2 separate regions of the Homo sapiens genome follow, and region 2 is linked to region 1. Evidence: read pairs that join two places in POLR2A ChIA-PET (ENCODE). Cell type or tissue: K562. All regions are shown on one strand.

Region 1 (2,500 bases):
CTTATGGCTCAGAGCAGCTCTGCCGGGGGACGCCTTGTGGCTGTGCGGCTGACGGGTGCATGGCTGGCCTGTCTGGAACAGGCTGTTCAATAGTCACCCTCTCTCCACTGGGTCTAGCTCCTCTGGGCAGCTGAGTGAGAAAACAATACCAGAGCTGACCTCCCAGAGCAACGGGAGGCGTGCTGTGGCCAGGCCCTGGTGCCAGAGCCACACAGCCTGGGGTGTGGAGCAGAGCAGCCCTTAGCAACCAGCTGAGGCCCCTAGAGGGAGAGGAACTCACCAGAGCGAGGAAGAGTGGGAGGTAGGACAGGAAGAGGAAGGGTCTGCATAAAGAGGCGCCATGAGCAGAGGGCGAAGGGCCTGAGGAGGAAAGGCGCTCTCTGTACAGAGAGCAGGGAAAGGCATCGCAGGGGAGGGAACAGCGTGTGCAGAGCCAGGAAGAAGAGGAAGGCCAGCATGGCTGGGTCAGAGTGCTCGAGAAGAGGAGCAGTGGGGCAGGGGCGGTGCTCAGCACCTTAGTCCTTAGGCCCCACGCCCTCTGCTGTCTGCGTGCCTGTTGGGTCCCTCTGACTCTGCCCATTGTTGAACTCTCTGAAGTCTCCTGGAGGGCAGGGCCCTGTCTCACCTGCAGGTCTCGCCACAGCCCGCTCTGGGGCCTCCCTCAGTGATGGTGTGGCCAGGGCTGATGAATAGCCGAGGGACCCTGCCTTGCCTCATCCACAGGTGATTACTTCGGGATCCTCAAGGAGGCGAGAGTGACCGTGTTCCCCTTCAACATCCTGGACAACCCCATGTACTGGGGAAGCACAGCCAACTACCTGGGCTGGGCCATCATGTGAGTACCAGGCTTGCCACCCCTCTGCCCTGCTGGCCACCTCCCGGAGAGGAGCTGGTGCAGCTCAGGACGCGGGGGCCAGGGCCCCTGGAGAGAGAGAAAGGAAGAACGTGTCATTTGTGGGGGCCTAGGCGCCCTGGTTCTCCCTTTCTCAGAAGCGTCTTATCTATGGTAACAGAAACAACATCCCAGAACAGGGTGGTCAGCTTCTCCAAAGAGGGCTGGAGTGTGGAGGCTCAAAGGCTGCAGGCAGGTCACAGCTGCTCAGCCCTGGTCCTGCCACACAAAACAGCTGCAGACGCAGGAAAATGGATGCGCGTCTTTGGCGCCAGCACAGCTCCACTTACAGACACTGAAGCCTAAATTTCAGATTCTTTTCACGTGTCATGAAACATTCTTTTTGATCCTTTTGCTTTTAACCGTTTAAAAATGTAACAGGCGTTCTTGGCCCCTAGGCCGTAGTTTGCGGACCCTTGTGCGGGGACATCAGGGCTGGGACCACCCGACCCATCTTCCCCGCAGGAGGGGTTGGCCAGAGCCGCCAGGGCCCAGCTCACCCGCAGCTGACAGAACTCCCTGTGCCCCAATAGCCTCTGCCCATGTGGCAGATACCCCTTCCCACAGAGGGGGCCCCGTGCCATGAGGGAAGCCTAGAACTGCTGTCGGCCTCAGCCAGGTACGGGTACTGACAAGGTATGGAGATGTGCTCCCCCGGCGGGTCAGAGGACCTGCGGTCAAGGATGGCACAGCGGGCGCTGCCCTCGGCTTCATACCCAGCCCCCACCCCAGCAGTTCTAGTTTAGCCATTTTCTTCCATAGAAGGTTTTTTGGCAGACAGTGTTCCACTGCTTTTGTTTAACACTTGAAAACCACTGGCCTAGAATTTACAGGTTCTCCACAAGACCTGAGGATCCCAAAGGAGTGAATCGTAAACAGTGAATGTCAAGCGCAAGATGTTGCCTCCTGGCTCCCACCTTCAGCAGTTGGGACCGTAGCAGCGGGGGTTGGAGACAGCAGAAGCTAGAAGGGGGGCTGTGGGTCTGGCTGGGACCCACCCTACCCCCACCCCACGTCCAGGCCAGGCAGTCCCCAGGGACACGTCCTACCTGCCTTCTAGCCTGGTCCCTCTGCCTGCTAAGGCCCAGACTATGTGCCCCCAGGCTCACCGGCCATGGAGCACCCCCACTGGGGCCACAGGATGAGCCCAAACTCAAAACAATCCCCCCCACCCAGGTCGTCCCTGCAGGCTTAGGGTTCCCAACACACCTGGCTCCCCCCTCTCCTCTGTGTGCACAAACACATGCATGTATGCACTCACACACTGTTCCCTCGCCTAGAACCCTCCCACTTATGCCCCTTGTCAGTCCTTCCAAACCCAACGTCAAGTGTTCCCTCCTGCACGAATCCCTCCCTAACCCCCCAACCTTCGGTGCCTCCCCAGTGGCTTAGTGTCCCCAGCAGTGTCTTGTGCCCTGGAGTGAGAGTCACCCTTGGGCTCGGGGCAGCCAGGCCAGGGCTCTGGGGGACGCATAAGCCGCCTCCAGAGGACATCAGCCATGCAGCGTGCTGAGAGATGGCATCAATGGTCCAGGAGCTCATTAGAGATGAGCCATTATCTGGCCAGACGCTGACACAGCGGGGACCCCCACAGGCCTCCCACGGCCC
Region 2 (2,500 bases), 160 kb after region 1:
TCCTGACCCCAGGCCCTGCTTTACCCAGGAACACCTGGGCCCCAAGAGAATGCCAGGCCAGACGACAGTGCCAGGAGGCCACAAGCGCAGCCCCAGCATGGCCACCGCCTAGGGCAGCCCCAGCAGGCCTGGCCACACAGAGATGGTTCGTGCCATCCCTAACCAGGAACAGCTCCAGAGGGTGGTTCTGTGGCTGTGAAATGTGCTGATCACAGTGGCGGGACACAGTAAGCACTAAGGAAACAGCTATTGTCAGATTGATGCTTGATGTGGTCCCAACAAATGGGGAATCCTGACCCAGAAAACTAAAGAAACCCCATGGTCTTTCTGCCTTCAAGCCCGAGGCCAGCCTGGAGGGCTCCAGTCCGCACCACTTCGGGTGTGTGTGTATGGTGCACACACATGTGCCCCCTTCATCTCTGCTTCGTCATCCTCATCCCGGCTGCCATCCATTGAGCCGCATCTATATGCCGGACACTCAGAGAGAGATGCCCTTAAAATGTCCATTTTGCAATTTAAAAAAACACCCCCACTAAAGCTCAGGCATAGAAGCAGAGCATAGAGGTCTGCAGGGGGGTTGGGAAGGGAGTTGGGGGGACAGCCACCCTTCCTCTGCCCTGGGCTGCGGCTCCTGCCGCCGAGCTTCCCTGCCTGGCTGGGCTGCCCCAGGCCTCCCTCCCTCCCCAGCATTTGGGCCCCTCGTGAATGAGGACACATTTTACAGAGTCATGTGACCCCCCGCCCCGTGACCACCCAGCAGCCCATGTAAGAAGACCACGTGATGGAACCCGAGGGCTGAAAAGTGCCATTAGTGCCACCCCAGGGTGCACGGGACGCAGAGCAGGCCCTGCCGCAGTACTCGCCACACAGCAGCCTCTGTCGCCTGCGGCAAACAGGCCACATCCCCAGCCCATCTGTTCATTGGAGGGTTTAGACCCAAATGCTGGAAGTAAACTTAATCTGGTGAGACTGCTCCCACGCCTGTCCTCCACGGCACTGGCCATAGCCCCTCCAACATGAGTCATCGCCAGCCTGGGGCCGGCTGTTATTGACCCGGATGTCCTGGTGCGAAGCCTGTTCTGCTTATGGTGACTTCAGACCAGGCCACCCACCCCCTGAGCCCGCTGTGAGGCGTCACTGCACTTGTCACAGGCTCTGCTGCCAGGTTTGCCGCCACCACCACCCCTCGCTATTTCTGGGCCCTTTCTACGACATCATCTGCAACCACTGTGGGCCAGAGCTCAGCTGCTCGCTCAGAGCATGGGCATGGTGTGCCAGCTGCTCTGCCCTCCAGGGAGCGTCCACAGGCTGGGAAGCAGAAGCGGACAGTGCAGTGAGAGAGCAGGAAGGACGCGAAAGCCTGGTCAGACTGTGTGACCCCCTGGGGGTGAGCGTGCCCTGGGCCTCCCAGGCCAACGAGCTTTGCGCACGTGCACATGGGTGGGTTTGAGCTGCGTTTCTGACACACGCAAGTGGAAGTCTGGAACCTGGAAGGGGGCCAAGGTGGCGGGGGGCGGGGTGGGCAGTGAGGACCCCACCCAAGCTGGGTAGGGGCTGCAGTGGGGAAGCAGCCAGGGACTTGGGCCAATTGCCCACTGAGGCTAAAGCTGAAGGGACCCAGCACAAGAACGTCTCGTGCTGGGACACGCTGGCCCACATGCCACCTGCTAAGGCTCATTAAGGGGTTGCCCTCCGCCGGGGCGGGCTGCCCAAGTGCAGCAGAGACCGGCTCCCCACAGCACAGGTGCAAATGGACTGATGAGGGATCCCCAGCGACACATGTGCCCTGGGAAGTGTGTGGTCTGAAGTCCTCACATCCCTCGGAGCCTGGAAGGGGGTGAGTGACAGGACAGAGGCTCAGCAACGCTGGCCAAGGAATCTGTCCTTCCTAGGCATGGGACACCCCGCTCAGTGTGGGGGTCCCCATCAGCAGCTTGCGCAGTCCCTGGGCCCTCTGGGGTGGAGACGGGTAGAGGGCCCAGCCAGAAGGGCTCTGCCACATCGTCCTTCACAAAAACGTCTGAGGAAAAGGCCACGTGGACAAAAGGAGGGCCTCCTGAGAAACACTGAGCAAGGCTGACCCAGGTCGAACGCCGCATGGCCTCGGGAACGTAACTGCACCTCCCGAGCCTGCCTCCTCCCCCCCACAGGTGGGAATGGCACTGCCGTGGACTGGAGAAGGATCAGAAGCTTTCCTCACATGCATGGCCTCATCTGGCCTGACGACCCCACGGGGTGAGGACTCACAGCCTACATGTGTCAAGAAGAGCTGGCCTAGGGTGGGGAACCTGGGCCAGTGAGCCCTGGACAGGCCCAGGCTGCTCTCCCCCTGGGCTCAGGCACTCGAGGAGTCCATGCAGGAGATACCAGGGGTCCCTCAGAAGGTGACCTGTGGTCAGCCCACCCCTGGTCAGAACCCCAGGCTCGGGGAACCACAAACCCCAGAGAGGTCTGAGGGCCAGGAGCAGTGTTCCCATCCTCAGCAGGGTCCCCAGGGTGG

What was found. Peaks named below come from ENCODE experiments on the same cell type or tissue, not always from the same donor. Only the 100,000 strongest peaks of a DNase experiment are listed, where the experiment ranks them.
Region 2: POLR2A ChIA-PET joins it to region 1 with 7 read pairs; 14 of 35 experiments call an interaction of 5 or more read pairs at or near these places.

What each region holds. Positions count from the first base shown.
Region 1 is chr17:17,507,769-17,510,268 of GRCh38, reverse strand. It overlaps PEMT (phosphatidylethanolamine N-methyltransferase), which reads left to right. Exons shown (of 7, transcript NM_148172.3): 5 at 724-835. Among named protein-coding and RNA genes, the nearest start is that of RASD1, 13 kb to the right of the region's middle. In K562, a CTCF peak has its summit at 628; DNase peaks (open chromatin) are centred at 658 and 1,028.
Region 2 is chr17:17,350,937-17,353,436 of GRCh38, reverse strand. No RefSeq gene overlaps it. Among named protein-coding and RNA genes, the nearest start is that of NT5M, 49 kb to the right of the region's middle. RefSeq lists enhancers at 868-1,162, 1,427-2,006. In K562, no CTCF peak of the experiment used is centred here; a DNase peak (open chromatin) is centred at 1,036.